Linked DNA regions of Homo sapiens: region 2 is linked to region 1. A link is a loop called in an ENCODE intact Hi-C map of the cell type or tissue named here. Cell type or tissue: tibial artery. All regions are shown on one strand.

Region 1 (8,000 bases):
TCTGTGAATATGACAACTGAATATGTGAGCATGGGAACTAAAAAGTTAATGGGAAAACTTTAATATGCTCTGAGAAAATGATGGCTTCTCATTTTCCAAACTATAGTGGCTGTTAAACGTCTTGAACCTCTGCATGGCAGCCCACTAAATCCTCATATTTAGCCTGAAGTTTCTCTACAACTCCTAACCTACATAGCCAGCTCCCTCCATATTTTCAGTTCCACTCTCAGACAGCCCCACACCCTCCAACTCAAGCAGAATTCTGCGTGTCCTTTCCCAAACCTCCTCTGCTGACCAATCATCTCAGTCAGAAAAACAGGGTCCTCCTGAACCTCTCCCTCACCCCCACCCCTACATGCAGTCAGTCAACAAGAATGAATGGGTCAAACTCAAAAACACCTTCACCGGCCTCCCTGCCCCAGGCACTGCTCAGGACTCCATTTATCACAGCCTAGGTGATGAAAACAAGCATTTAGACTTCTATCTATGCACCACACAGCTCAGGGAGTCATTTATCTAAAAGGCAAATCTAATTATGCTCACCAAGCCTCCCTCCCAAGTCCTGCCAGAGCAAAATCTAGAAACTTGGCACCGCACTCCAAGCCATACACATTCTGACTCCAACCCACTTCTCAGCCACATTTGCTGCCTCATTTCTCCAAATGTGTAAAGTGTCCCTTAACATGAGAAGTTCCCTCAGACCTCTGAGCCACTGTACATGCTATTCCCTCTTCTTACAATGCTGTTTTCCTCTTTCCAAGAAATCCAAATACTCATTCTCTAAGACCCAGCTCTAATGCCTCCTCCTCAGGAAGGCAGCTTGGTGCCGAGGGAAGAGCATGGGTCTGGGAGTTGGTACTCACAGGAGGATCCTGAAGTAATGTCCTTGGATATCACCTTTCACATTCATCCAAGGGGTGTGATGTTTATGTTGCGGGGTTGTGGTGTGGTTTAACTGAGATAATGAGGGTTAATGTCCACACTGGCATGGTGAGCGTCACATAGGAGAACCTCAATTAGTACAGCATATGTTATTAGCATTACCCACCCCAACTTTCCCACATGCCAGCAGTGCCCCCAGGCAGTGCAATCTCCCTTTTGAAAGAACAGACCAGGCCAAGTTAGGGCAGCCATGGCAGGTTTCCCTCTATGAATCTCTTTAACTCAACTAGGTGTGAATAGAGGAAGCAGCAAATAACCCAGACTCTGCCATCTGAGAATGGGGAAAGGATCCATGAATTTACTTGACAAGAATCCTTTCCTTGTTCTTTATAGCCACAGACCATCCCTTTTATTATTACATCCTTAGTAGATGACAAGGCCTTCTGTATTATCTTATTACATTCCTCATAGCACATGATGTATTGGTCCACATCCTGAAGAATTTCTGATGCAAGTTTCTCTCCTATCAAAGAAGATCATCAGATCTGCACAAGTGGACAATAGGCCCCTAAGCACCCAGCATCCCTCTGGAAAAAGGCCAAGGCAGTGAGTATTATTCTCATTTGACACAGAAGGCCCAAAGTTGACATGGAGAGAGGAGGACGTAAGAAACAAAACCAAGACAGGAACAGGAAGAATATTTCAGGAGAGGGAGAGGCAAGGCCTTGCCAACCTGAGAAATGACAACCAAGTATCGTCACTGTAAGTATCAGTAGTAATAGTGAGAGTGTGTCCTGTGCATCAGTAAAGCATCTTTACTGTCTAGAGCAGGATCACAGACTCTCAGGCAGAAAATGCCCCAGAAGTACCAAATCCAGCTTCTCCCCAGGGATAGGAGGGCATACACCCGACCCATAGGAGTCTTCTGGTTCTCTCTACATCCCCAGGAACAGAAAATACCCTATCCACCAAAGCAGGTGCTTCGAATGAGGAGCAGCTCTGACTGGCAGACAGCTCATCACCCTCTGAGCTGTTCCTGGGGAGAACTTTATAGCATCTTGCTCTGTCCAGGGAACCTAAAAATCCCCCAAACCAGTCAAGCACAGTGCCCCCACGAATCCACAGAAGGAGATGTTGCCCATGTGTTTCTTCTTCTCCTGGCTGAGCAACTCCAGTTCCAGGACAGAAGTCTTCCTAAATGGCTGCCATCAAATATTTGTGTTGCAACAAAAGAACTCAACCCAGTTTCTGATGTCACCCAAGCCAACCAGGAACCATGACCCTGACTGCTGCTAAACTGCGTGCCCCTCACCACCTGCCACTCACCAGGCAGTTTGCCTCCCTGCCCCTTTCTGTGGCCTTCATGTCTACTCCAGGAGTAAGGGTGCCTCCTCTCTGCCCCAAGTTTGCTTCCTGCCTTGAAGTCTCACCACGTTCTGGTGTTTTGCCCCATCCGGTCACCCAGCACCTGGTCCTACCTTCCACCTGGAAATTCTCCTGAGGGATGCAGATAGGCTGGATGTTTGAGGTAAAATTCACAGGATGTTGGAGCTGGAGAAGGGCAAGGTCATTTCGAATGGTTGTAACTGTTGAGAACTTAGGGTGGACAAAAGCTCTTTGGACTGAGACCACCACACTTGTGTTTTCATTATAGACACTCCGATCTCCCATCTTGACACTGTAATGGAAACGGCTGTGGAAGAGATGCCTCTAAGAGAAGGCCTGGGAAACATCCTTTGTGCCTTTTCCATACATTTCCAATGTTTCTGAAACTGGCCTCAACCTCCCGGGCCACTGTCCCTACCACCCCATCGCCATCACCAAAAACCCTTCCTTGATCACTCTCAAACTTGGTTTGTCTGCCCGACTTAGACATGCCTACAGCAAGACGACCGATGCACTCCGGCTTCACTGTGAGTTTTGTTTCTTTGTCGCCAAATTGCCGGGGCAATGGAACTGTGTGTGCTTGAGGGGGCCGGCCCCCAGCCCCGCGTGCCGCTCCTCACCTGGAAATGCAGTGGCCTGCCGTCAGCACCCACGTGGCGGTGACCAGGGTGCCGCCGCAGATGTGCCTGCCTTTGGTCCTCACGCTCACCTGCCAGGGCCACCTCCCTTCCTCCGCGTCCACTCCTCCCACGATTCTCAGAGGGGTTCGGCCACACACTGGGGTGAGGATAGTGTAGGATGAAGAACTCACTCAAAGACACAGGAGTTGACTCCCCCGGGCGCCCCGACGACAGCCAAGAAGGAGGCCATGTCCCCCGGGGCTCCCGAGCCACGCTTCAGATTCCCCGGGCCGCGGACCGCAGGCTCCCAGGTAGCACCTGCCCCAGCCTGGCGCCCCAACCTCCGCCTCCGGGCCTCCCACGCAGTGAGTCACCTGGAAAGGACGTAAACAGATTGAGTGGGGGGCCCGCTTCAGGTCCTGGAGCCGGGCTCGCTTCGGGGTTCTCGCCGCCCTCCTCTGAGAGGAGAGGGGACGGGAGGCGTGGCGCCGCCATGCCCGCCCAGTTCTGCCCGGGCCAGGGCTGAAGGAGCAGAAGCCACGCCAGGAGGCCCCGGGAGCCGCCGCCAGAGGACATGTCATGGATACCGGCTGCCCCTCTCCAGACAGCTCGCGCCCCTGCCAGGGGTTGGCTGGAACCAGGGCGCCTGCGAGGGACGAGGGGGCAGGGCCGGTGCCTAGGGGGTGGAAATGGCCGAGCCGACTTGTTGGACCCCGGTCCTGCTAGATTCCTTGTCTGAATGGGAAATGTCGCCCTCGCGGTTTCACTCAGATCCTCACTCCAGACTATGTCCAGCCAGAACCCTGCCCAGGGCCAAGGGATTAGGGTACTTCTGAGGAAACTGCCCCTGATGGAGAACTCCCGCTTTAGGGTCGGCACTTAGGAGGCTGGTGCGATGCTGCCCCTGACCTTGTAGGCATGGTACCTGGCCTGGAGCTGGTCAGGATGGGCCTTCTGGGAATTCATGGAGGAGCCCTCATTCTCCATAGCGTCCTCAAATCAGGGCTTCATTCACCAGACCTAGATATCGGGGTAGGAGGGCTTTACAGATTAAGCAGGCTAGACAGAGGAGTGGGCTGCTCTTCTGTTTCAGTCGCAGGGACATCTTTTAAACAGCCCGCAGGTCAATCCACTCTTATTAGCTCTGTGTCCCTAATGTCTAATCTGTCTGTTCTGGTAGCTCATCCTTTTGTCTGCTGCCCAAGAGCTACTACCAAGCCTCTGCCTCTCCTGGCTTCATCTTTGTTGAAGTTGGAGGAAAAACAACAACAATAACAACTTTTGAATTGCTGTATGTTCCACTTTTTCCTGTCCAAAAGTGGACAGCCATGACAGTGTTTTCCACGGATGCCAGTGCTCTCCTCACCAATTTATTGTTCTAAGTCTTGGTGAAGGGGGCATTCTCTATGGCCCTCTTGGAGCTCAGAGGAGTGGGCGAGCAGGTCACACATCATGAATCCATCCCAATATTTGCCTCTCTCTAACTCTGTCTCTACATTGAACAAGTGTAAGGACCAGCCCTACCAGGCCTGTGGGTTTTTCTCCTCGTGTGCGGAGACAAGAGATCGTAGAAATAAAGACACAAGACAAAGAGAGAGACAGACAGCTGGGCCCAGGGTACCACTACCACCAAGACGCGGAGACCGGTAGTGGCCCTGAATGCCTGGACACGCTGCTATTTATTGTATTCTAGGCAAGGGGGCAGGGTAAGGAGTATGAGTCATCTCAAATGATTGATAAGGTCACGCAAGTCACGTGTCCACCCGACAGGTAGCCGAGGGAGAGAGGAAAGGCAGCATACATCAGCATTTCTTCTATGCACTTATCAGAAAGATCAAAGACTTTAATACTTTCACTAATTTTGCTACTGCTATCTTCTAAGAACTTAAAAGGAGGAGCCAGGCGTACAGGCAGAATATGAAAGTGGACAAGGAGCATGACCACTGAAGCACAGCACCACAGGGAGATGTTTAAGCCTCCGGATGACTGCAGGCAGGCCTGGCCTCCCACAAGAGCTGGTGGAGCAGAGTGTTCTCTAACTCTTCCAGAGAAAGGGAGACTCCCTTTCCCAGTCTGCTAAGTAACAGGTGCCTTCCCAGGCACTGGCACTACTGCTAGACCAAGGTCTGCTAAGCAACGGGTGCCTTCCCAGGCACTGGCGCTACCACTAGACCAAGGATCTCTCAAGAAGCCCTTATCTGGGCATGACAGAGGGCTCACGCTCTTGTCTTCTAGTCATCTCTCACAGTGTCCCTTCAGCTCCTAATTCTGTATGGCCTGGTTTTTTCTAGGTTATAATTATAAAACAGAGATTATTATAATAATAGAACAAAGTAATACTACAAACTAATGATTAATAATAATCATACCTATATCTTATTTCTAGTATAACTTTTCTTAATTTAATTATTTTCTTTATTATACTGGAACAGCTTGTGCCTTCAGTCTCTTGCCTGGGCACCTGGGTGGCTTGCCGCCCACAAACAAGGAATTTCTGACATATCACACTTGGTAGTCAAGTGTGGGCCACCACTGAGTTCAGGTTTAAAACAACCAAGTGGCAGCCAGGTGCGGTGGCTCACACCTGTAATCCCAGCACTTTGAGAGGCCAAGGCAGGAGGATTGCTTGAGCCCATGAGTCACGAGTTCATATCCAGCCTGGGCAACATGGAGAAATCCTGTACCTACAAAATATAAAAAGATTAGTTGGACATGGTAGGCTGTGCCTGTAGTCCTAGTTACTCAGGAGGCTGAGGTGGGAGGATCCCTTAAGCCCGAGGGTTCCAGGCTGCAGTGAGCCATGATCGCACCACTGCACTGCAGCCTGGATGACAGAGCAGGACTCTGCCTCAAAAATAAAAATAAACAAGTAAACATGTAAAGCAAGGGTGTCCAATCTTTTGGCTTTCCTGGGCCACACTGGAAGAAGAATTGTCTTGGACCACACACAAAATATGTTAACACTTATGATAGCTGATGAGCTTTAAAAAAAATCACAAAAAATTAATGTCTTAATAAAGTTTATAAGTTTTTGTTGGGCCACATTTAAAGCCGTCCTGGGCTGTATGTGGCCCATGGGCCGCAGGTTGGACTAGCTTGATGTAGAGTCACTTTCACCTGCCTGTTTGGTATCTACAAATGGACACCAGCAAACTGAATTCAGAATTTCTGGTAAATGTACTCTTGGTAAATTTAGGCCCAAGCCTCTCTAATCAAGAGTCTGTAGAATCCAGTCCTGTACATATCTCCCATGTTCTTTCCCATGAAAGTTAGCAAAATCTTGCAGTTCTTTTTGTAAGGAAGCCTTCTCCCCCTGGGTTATACTTTGTATCTGTCCTTCTAGAGTTTGCTGGGATCTGACTGTACTTATTAGGTGTAGAGGCAGTAAAGATTTGCTGGGGTGGTACGGGTCTAGAGGCAGTAGACCTTTAGACCTACTAGAGGTAGGTATGGAACTGGCATGCCCTTACCATGTAACTTCCTCAGTTGAAGTCAATACAGTAGCTCTAGGGTAGAGAAGACCACCCTTGTCAAAACAGAAGATGCACTGCTTCTGTTAGCAAGGGAGGTTCAGTGTGGCTGGGGGTCAGATGTCCTAAATCTATCCAAATATGCCTCATTGAAATTTTCATGGTCTCACTCTTTCCCAATCAATGCCCTGACTTTTATGTAAGAATTATAATGAAGCTGTTAATTCCATTTATGTTGAAATTCAGCAGCCCAAAAGATGAGATACTACATTTTATTTTCAACTACATCAATCCTGCAGTGACAAGGAATATGAAATTATTTCAGGAAATCATAGAAGCTTTTAATCCAAGAAACTAAAATTCAATATTGCCATTTGCCTTCTTTAAAATTTTCGTGTAGTAATAAGTAACCAGTCCTCCCCACAGTCCTTATATCTTTCATTTCCACAATAACATCTATTGTGGCAGCCTGTTATCTTTTAATGAACTGTGAAAGGCAGAGTGTGGCCTAGAGTAAGACTTTAGAATTTGTGGGAGCTGCAAACGTGAAGCAAATTTGCATCTACTCACAGGCCCTTCTCCACAAATTTCCACCAGGTCTTCAAGAGAAAGATTAGAGGAAGGGCAAGAGACCAAAGAAAGCCTTGCCCGCAGTGCAGTCTTTGGGGAGGTGAGCAAAAGCCACTGTGGGAAAGTCATGACATCTGGCCTGGATCCTCTACTCTGATTCCCAGCAACCCCACCACCACCACTAACACTACCACTACCACACACACACACACACACACACAAAATACACCAGCCCTATGCCACCGGGGTGGAGAGGGGGCATAAAAATGTCACTTCCAGGGCACAGGTAAAAGCCTGTTATAGCTGGGTGAAGATAACATTAAATACCCTCTATTTCTCGGGGAAGAGTAGCAAACTGTCCTGCTCCAAACTTTTAAAGACTATCTATTCTGGGAGAGGGGCAAGGTCACTTAGAAGGCCCCATGACTAACAGCCAAGAACATAGCACTTGCCTAAGAGTGAGGCTGAGCCAGAACAATAAAGAAAGCCCCCCAGTACCAGGATAGCAAGTGTCCAGGAACAAGTAACAGCAGTCTACTGCTGGAAGAGTGAGGGTAAAAGCACAGAAAGATATCCTCTCTTAGACGTAGGCACAAAGAAAAGACCAATAACTGTGATTTGAACAGACACTGAGAAAAACTCTCCAACAAACCAGCCACTAAGCAAAAAAATAATACTGGAAGAATTTGAATTATGTACTTTTTGAGAGTAACCATACTAACAACAAAACCTGACAGAGTTGTCTCAATGCCTCCTCCTTAAAGAAAAGGCATGTCCATTTTTGCACATAAATAGTGTTTACCCAAGTCTCCACTAGCCTTCACAAGAAGGCTTTAGCTTTCAACCAAAAATTATGAGACACATAATGAAACAAAAAATAACACACTATCAAGAGACAAACCAATCAACAAAACCAGACTCAGCTGTGACATGGATTTTGGAACTATTACACGGGGAGTTGAAAACACTATGATGGATATATCTGTAGACTCTAGTTCATAGGTCAACAAACGTTTTCTGCAAAGGGCCAGATAGGAAACATTTTAGGATTTGCAGACCATGAGGCAAAACT
Region 2 (8,000 bases), 120 kb before region 1:
ACATCCTCATGGCCCATCAGGGGCAGGAACCAGACAATCTCGTAGGTGTCCTGCCCCCCAGCCTAGGCTTGGCTCCTTTCACCCCATCCACATGGGTACTGTCTCGGCAGAGGTGGTCTGGTGCCACCGTCCCTCTGCAGATACACTGCTCTCCCCACCCAGACCTGCCTGTCTCCCACCCTTTCTGCCAGGGATGGCAGTGGCTGTGAAGGAGTAATGGGATATGGGGTTACTTCAGCCACCCTTTCTGGCACGAAATGGCTGAAGTGCATGGGTCAGGGTGTGAGGCCACACCCAGAGTAGCCATGAGGAGGCAGAGAGGGTCACTGGGGGACACTGTGGCAGCAGGAGGGACTCTGTCTGGCCAGGGAGGAGCCCCAGTGGTGAGAAGACTTCCCCAAGCCTGGCAGGGGATCCAGCTCAAGGGAGTAAGTAGAGGTGGCTTCAGAAATGGAACCCCCAGCCCAGCAGACATCAAGCTCAAGGCAATGGGCTACCCTCATTTCACACGTTGTGATGAAGCTGAGGCTGCTGCCAGGCCCGGCATGAGGCCCCGAGGCTCGAGCTCGGGGCTGGGGGCTGCAGGGCTGGGTCAGGGGTACACAGAGCTAAGGCCAATGGGCTAGAGGGTGCCGGAAAGAGAGCTGGAGTCTGGGCTCCTCTTGGGAATCAGAGTATATTTAAGAAGCCAAGGGGGACCTCGGGCTGTTCTGGTGGCCCCTTCTATGCCCAGCTGTGCTGGGAGGTCCCAGGGCCCTAGAAGATCACAGCAGGGCCTTCTGCCTGCTGACCATAACAGTGCCAGCTTCTTTGCAGCTTCCTCTTCTACCATTTCCCACTACGGGCACCTAAAAGAAGCATCTCTGACCAGAAGACAAAGGCCCAAATAGCACCTGGGGGAGGGAAGATGCACAGAGGCACTTCCAGATGGCATCGAACAGACTAAGGCTCTGAAACCTAGGCCTGAACACTAAGGTCTCGAGACACCAGAGGTTTCTGAGCCAGGAGAGCCTGCTGGAAAAGCAGCCTGCAGAGATTTGTGAATAAAGCTGATTGCCTTCTCAGAGCCAGGCCTAGAAAATGGCCTCCTGAGATGACCCCTCAGGATGCGCTATTCCTGGGGCATTTATGTGGAGGGTGATGCAGCAGTCAGTGACAGATGGCTCAGGCCAGGCCAAAGTCCCCTCCCTGACTCTTCTGCCAGCCTGAATTAGGATGAGATAGAGGGAGAAATGGGAGCCAAGAGGCTGAGGGGCAGCTGCAGTCACCTGGGCCCATCCCGGAGGCAGGCACAGGACTCGGGAGGGACGCTGCCAGCTCTCTGGGTGCTGAGTTCACAAGGCTGCATTCATGATTTTCAATAGACCTGTGATGGTCTGTGCCCAGTGCTGGGGACACAGAAGAGTCAAACCTGGCTCCTGACCTGGACCTGGATCATCACTGTACAGGGAGGAGAGTGATCCAGGCTGATGAGGAAAGCGCATGACATGGGGTCTTAGGAGCAGTGAGGGGCAGAGCCATGGCCAAAGGCCCCGCCATGGAAGCTGAGGACTCTGACACCAGATGGAGGCAGTTGACCGACCTCTGCCCTTGGGGTCCAACCCATGGGCTTCTCATACATAGGGGTGAAAAAGGCCATTCTATTTATGCAGAATTTTCCCATGTGGCCAGGCAGCAGAAGTCCAGAGGGGTAGGGGCCACTCAGGGTCACACAGAGCAGCAGTTGCTGAAGACTGGGGAAGTCCAGGCCTAGGCTCCACCTGCCCTTCCCCTGACATGGGGCCACCACTAGCCTTTTATGGGCAGGCCTGGCTGCTGGTGGTTGGAATAACATCTGACTCCAGTGGGTGTCTGTCACTGTCTCCAGACAGGAGACAGAGACAGAGGGTCAAAGTTCACTATGGCTCTTTGGGGCAATGAAATGCTGTGTTCTAGCCTCTTGCCAGAAATCAGCCAAAGTCAAGGAAAGCCCGACTCCCACAGTTATCACAGAAAGAGCACCCACTTTCCAGCCCAGACAGCTGCACCCCAGCTGGGTCCTGGCAGCCCCAGCTTCAGCCTGGGCGGTATGTTCCAGGCCCCTCGATCATCTGACCCTAATATCACCCCTTCACACCCCCTCCACCTTCTGCGGGAGCCACCCCGAACCTTTGAATGGGGGAGATCCTGGAGGCTCTGCAATTTTCAGTGTAAACTGCCTGGAGTTCCCCACTTCACCCTCATCTGGTTCACCTGTGGACTCCCAACAGAGCAGGCCCAGGAAACGTGGGGCCTCTGAGGCCGGGGAAGAAGGAGGCATGGAAAACAGTAATGTTTAATTGAGCACCTCATCTCCACCCTGACTCTCAGGGCTGTGACAGCTGCACCCACAGCAACCTGGGCACGGAGGCAAGGGGGGCCCACAAGTGAGGGAGGGCACACAGAGTCAGAGGGCAGCAAGGAGGCTGAGGGGCAGTGGGAGTGCCAGGAGCAGGGTCCTGGATGGGGCTGGCAGGGCCAGGGCCTGCCCGTTGAGGCAGTCCCAGATCCAGTGTTGGTAGGAGGAGACCTGTAGGTAGATGGGTGGGGCCTCGCTCTTCTGGCAGCCTGCACCCCAGCTCACCAATCCCACCAGGTACCACGTGCCCTCCATGGAGCAGACCAAGGGCTCTCCAGTTAGCTCCTGTGGGAAGGGTTGGGGGAGTAAGGGTCAGGGAGGCCAGGCAAGGCCAGAGACGACCCAGCTCCAGGACAGGCGGGATGTCCTCACACCACACCTCCACAGTCCCCCAGTGCCAACATAGGTGAGAAGTGCTCCAGACCCAGGAGCTCTTCCTCAAAGGGTTTCATCCCCCACCTCTTAACACCCACCCTCCATCTCCCCACGGACCCCCCACTCCTCTCACCTCCAACAGCCATCCCCATTCCCAGCCCCCATCTGTTTCCTCCCAGTCTCCCCCGACATCCTCCATCCCCATATCCCAGAGTCCTGCCCACCCCCTTCCCTTCCCCTACCCAACCTCCACCGTTCCGCTCTCCCTCCCCAGATGCCTCTCCCCCAGGTGCCCCTGAAGGGGAGTGAGCGAGGAGAGGCCGCTCACATAGCAGAACTTCTCCCTGTGGGTGTCCTCCGCACACATCATCTGGGACTTGATGATCTGAACCAGAGTGGGGATTTTGGTGAAGTTGTGGTAGAAATTGTCACACTCTTTGTTGTTCAGGATGATGACTTCCTTCTCCTGAATGGTCCGGAACTGAGGCCACATGCCTGTGGGACAGGGCCCCATTTAGGCGCAGCCACTCACCGCTGCCCACTACCGCCAGCCTCACTCGTCCTCTCTCCACTGTTCCCCACGTCCCACCTTTTCTGCTTTAGCCACACACCTCTGCCCTCGTTCTAGCCCATACCCATCTAGGGCCCTCAACACAGAGCCCCCGGAGCAGAGTACCCCCAACCCAGCCTTGCCGGGCCTGCTCTCGCTTCCTGCAGTGCCCAGGCCACTGGGGCCCTTGACACCACCTCCACCACACTCGGCCTCTTGGCTTTTGCCACTCCTTCCCTCCTGAGGGCCTGCCAAGCCTTCCTTCTCTTCAAGCATCCCTTCTCCCACAGGCCTCTTCCCTGCTGAGCCTTCCCAGACCCCTCCATGGAGGCCAGGCACTGCTTCTTCCTTCTGCCTCCCTGAGTAGTGTGTCCCTGTCCCTGGCCTAAGCTCCTGGGAGACAGGAGACAGGCCACAGCAGGGATGACAAAGTCACTCCCAGGTCCTCCCACATGGGCTGAAGCCCCCTTGAGCTGTTTTGAGAGTAAGTTGGTTCCTTGAGGCCACAGGGAAGGGCATCTCTCTTATGGGCTGGGGACCCCCTGAAGGAAGTAGACAGTTCTAGGGTCCCCTGGATGTTCCTGAGAGAACACACCTGCTCTCTGGGCCTTGCTCCTGAATTGGGACGACCAGGAGTTGAGGCCCACTGAGGGGAGGGGAAACCATGAGCTCCAGCTGCAGACGGCCCCTAGCCAGCCATGTGGGCCTTCTGGGCAGCATTTTACAACACAGAAGACTGCTCCCCCGACCTCAGGTGCTCTGCTGCAAGCTGCCGATGCCTGGGCAGTGGGTGTGGACTGTGAGGTATTACTCTGTGCCTCTCTGCCTTCAAGGAAGTTCTGTTTACATGCCCTGGCCTGACTCAGGATTCAAAGGCAATCAGGGTCCCCTGAGGCTGGAGCAGCAGTGAGGTGTTCCCCACGAGATCCTCAAGGGGAAGGAGACCTCAGAGATGAGAGCCTGGCAGGAAGGTCCCGGGAGCGGCAGGCTCCCTGGGGAAGGTGCCTCAGAAACATCCATCTGTGGTGGCACCCTGGCCTGCACCCACGTCCTTTCTCACAGCACCCGCCCTGGTCTGCAGAGGCTTTGACTCACCGTCAGCCTTGGAAAGTCCCCAGCCCGTCACAGTGCAGCGGGAATGGTCCTTCAACACATAGTCCGTGCCAGGCAGGCAGATGGGCCGCACGTAATTGCTGTACTTGAGTTCCTGCTTGAGCTTGAGGAGGCCGATGTCGTTGGCCTGGCCCACCCAGGACCAGAACCGCTGGGCCCGGTACCTGCTATGCATGATGACCTGGAGCACCGGGACATCGGAGGCGGTCTGCGTCATCTGGTCAATCCACGGACTCCCCACCCTCACTGAGTAGATAACATCACGCCTAGGGGGGCCGTGAGGGGAGGCCATGATCAGCTCCAGGCCCCCTGCCCCAGCCTCCAGCCTGGGCCTTCCCCCACTCTGCTGCCCTCCCAGAAGATCCAGGAGGGGCCACCCACCCGCTTCAAGCCCCCTGAGCCTACTCCTCACCACAGACATGAACAGGGCCCTGCACACTCACTGTGTGGTCCAGTCCTCAAGACCCTTCATTTTATGGAGGGGGAAACTGAGGCTCAGAGAAGCCCAATGAACCACTCAGGGCTGCATAGCTAGGAGGCAGTGGAAGGGATGCGGACCCAGTTTTCTCTGGTTCCAAACTCTACTCTCAGTCCATAGCATGGACTCTTTCACCCCATGCTGTGCCCTGGAGGAGGCAATTCTACTCCTTCCAGCTCCATGGAATGTGCCATGGCCTGGCTATCTAGCTGCGCACCCCGGGGTACCCCTTGGAGTCTGTATGTTGGCCCTTAGGCCTGGAACACATTTCACTTGTCAGCTCTCACAGCCAGCACTCCTGGCCCCAAAACATCAGAACACTCCCTCTTTTGTCCCCACACCAACCAGGCACCCTTGTGAGCATCTATCTTCCTTTCTGTCTCCCCCAACAAGCTGGAAGGAATGATCCATCCCTCCTCTGCCCCCAGTGTCCAGGCCAGGGCCTTGCTCAAAGAAGTGTCAGAGACGGTTGATTGAAGGGAGGAACAAGGATGTGGGTGCAAAGGGGGTGAAATGAAAGAACTAGGAGCTTCTTCCCGTGGAGAGGAGGCATGAGGCCAGACAAATGGCTTCTGAGCTTCCATTTCCCATCTGCGGAATGACTGCACGGGACTGAGAGGCCAGACGAGGGGAGCGAACGGTGGGACACTGAAAAGACTGGAGCTCTGAAGGAATTTTCAGGACTCAGCCTCCACCTGCTTGGAGCCCAGATGAGGCTGGGGCTGGGACTGTGGGCCCAGAACAGCTGGCAGGGAGGGGATGACTGGGCCCACAGCAGCTCCAAATACCTCTCCACCCACCCCACCTCAGCCTTGACTCACCAGATCAGGCAGTGGGCCACAGTCAGCACCCACTGGGAGGCAATGATGGTGCCGGCACAGATGTGTGTGCCATTGGCCCGCACGCTGACCATCCAGGGCCACCGCCGAGCCACGGCTTCTGGGTCCCTGAGGGTGGGGTCCTGCTCGTAGGAAAAGCCACAGGCTGAGGAGGAAGGTGAGAGCTTGATGAGGGATGGATCTTTCCCTGTCCCTCCCCTCCCCCAGCCTGACCTCGTGCCTCTCCAGCCACTGGCCTGCACCCATCCAGGGGTGCTCCCTTTTCACCTGTCACCATGGAATGATGCTGTCCACATGTGGACTGGAGTCTCATGCCTCAGAAGGGTCCAAGCACTGCCCAGATATCTCTCTCCCTGTTCCCACAGCCCGGGCCCTAGAGCATCCCCAGCCGACCAGCCCAGTGTACCACTGGCCCCTCTGCCGTCACCAACACACTCTCAGCTCCAATCAGATCCTTCACTAACTTGTTCTCATTTCCACCTGGTTCCACCCTCACCATGTCCCCTACTTCAGCCAAGGCAGAGCTCTCTCCCTCCTCTGGGAACCCCTTTCTGTGGCTCAGTGAGAGGAAAGTGGATGCCCCAACAGAAAAATGGGCATAGTCCAAGGAGAAAATCCCAGTAGCCAATGACCACAGAAGCTGCTCCGCCCTTAGTCTGCAGGGAAATGCAGACTGCTTCTTCTTCTTTCCTCTTCTTCTCTCTTCCCTTTTCCTCCTCCTCTGATGAGGTCTTGCTCTGTCACCCAGGCTGGAGTGCAGTGGTATGATCATTGTTCACTGTAACCTCAAACTCCTAGGCTCAAATGATCTTCCCACCTCAGCCTCCTGAATAGCTGGGACTACAGGCACACACAACCACACCCAGCTAATTTTTTTATTTTTTAATTTTTTGGAGAGATAGAGTCCCACTATGTTGCCCAGGCAGGTCTCAAACTCCTGACCTCAAGTGATCTTACTGCCTCAGCCTCCAAAAGCGCTGGGATTATAAGCATGACCCACTACCTCCAGCCTGAAAATGCAGATTTCAATCATGATGAGATTCTGCTCTGTACCATCCGCCTGGCAAAAACGCAACATCTGTGACACCGAGTGTCAGTGAGGATTATCACCCAGAATGCCTACCCACGGCTGGTGGGAGTGCTCACTGCTGCAGCCGCTTTGGAAAACAATTTCTCTAGATTGAAGATGCACATATCCAACATCTCAGGAGTCCCATTCCTAGTGTTTTCCAAATGGATTCGTGGATTGTAAATGTAAGTGGGCCGTGACCAGCCTTTTTAAAGGATAACATAGGCAAGAAAACATCGGCATGCACAGCACAGGGTACTGGAAGTCCTGTTTGGGTGACTTTCTGTGGCAGTTAAATGCTATGTGCTGAGTCCCAGTCTTATGTGGGTCTGTTAAACATGCCTGAAAGCCACTGGGCAAGAGAACGTCTTACGTGTGCACCCTGGAGACACCACAGGAAGGCTCACACAGCCTGGCCCTGAAAGCTGTGCTGGAGATCCCAGAGGTCCCTGGCTGGGAGCCTGGGTCAGAGGCATGATGGGTGTCAGGGCCTGGAGCAGGGTGAGAGGCCACCTGCCCCACAGCCAGCTCAGGCGAGGCGGGAACACACAGCCGGCCCCAGGCCCCTCTGACTTTCCTGCCCCCTACCTCAGCAGGAGGGGAGGCCTGTGAGGACAAGACACCCAGAGCTCTGGGCCTCCAGACAGGACCAGGCCTGACCCACAGGTGTTTAGTGCTCAATGAACACCTGTAGAAGGAGGCGCTCCTCTATCCTGCTCGCCCCCGTCCCTTCTGCTCCCCTAGCCCCAGCCAAGGTCCTTAAGACTCCTCTGTCACCCTCCTTGCCCCACGGAGTCTACACCCCTGGTACTCACAGCGGTATGGGTCGACTTTGCCTTCAGAAACTGGGAATTGGGTCTCCATGGTGGTCGAGGGCAGTGTCTGGGTGGTCGGGGTCTGCCAGAGAAGGCGAGGCCGGCTGGAAGGACAGGTGGCCTTGGGGACACACTGGACGCTCTGGTCGGCGGGATCAGCAGTGGACAGCGCCCCCGGGGCTTCCCCTGCGCCCCAGCAACCTGCGGAGGACGTCGAGCGGATTAGAGGTGGAAGGCGAGGGCCGCGTCAGGCGGGTGGGGTAGGGATCGGGAGGGACTCACCTGCAGACCTCAGCAACAGAAGCAGCAGCAGCAGGGCACCGGCGCGGGAGGGGGCAGACGTCCGGGGGCGCTGCCCGCGCGCGACGGTCTGGCACCAGCGAC

Evidence for each region. A loop is a pair of places that touch in the nucleus more often than their neighbours do. Peaks named below come from ENCODE experiments on the same cell type or tissue, not always from the same donor. Only the 100,000 strongest peaks of a DNase experiment are listed, where the experiment ranks them.
Region 2: it touches region 1 in a loop (2.5-fold over the local background); 23 of 110 quality-filtered maps call a loop at or near these places.

Annotation. Positions count from the first base shown.
Region 1 is chr3:46,830,632-46,838,631 of GRCh38, forward strand. It overlaps the pseudogene PRSS42P. Among named protein-coding and RNA genes, the nearest start is that of MYL3, 29 kb to the right of the region's middle. In tibial artery, no CTCF peak of the experiment used is centred here; no DNase peak of the experiment used is centred here.
Region 2 is chr3:46,709,821-46,717,820 of GRCh38, forward strand. It overlaps TMIE (transmembrane inner ear), which reads left to right. Exons shown (of 4, transcript NM_147196.3): 4 at 1-1,066. It overlaps PRSS50 (serine protease 50), which reads right to left. Exons shown (of 6, transcript NM_013270.5): 1 at 7,899-8,000; 2 at 7,617-7,817; 3 at 5,715-5,877; 4 at 4,398-4,681; 5 at 3,081-3,247; 6 at 2,297-2,662. The coding sequence ends at 2,426. Among named protein-coding and RNA genes, the nearest start is that of PRSS50, 4.0 kb to the right of the region's middle. RefSeq lists an enhancer at 4,107-4,356. In tibial artery, no CTCF peak of the experiment used is centred here; a DNase peak (open chromatin) is centred at 4,741; H3K27me3 peaks cover 977 bases.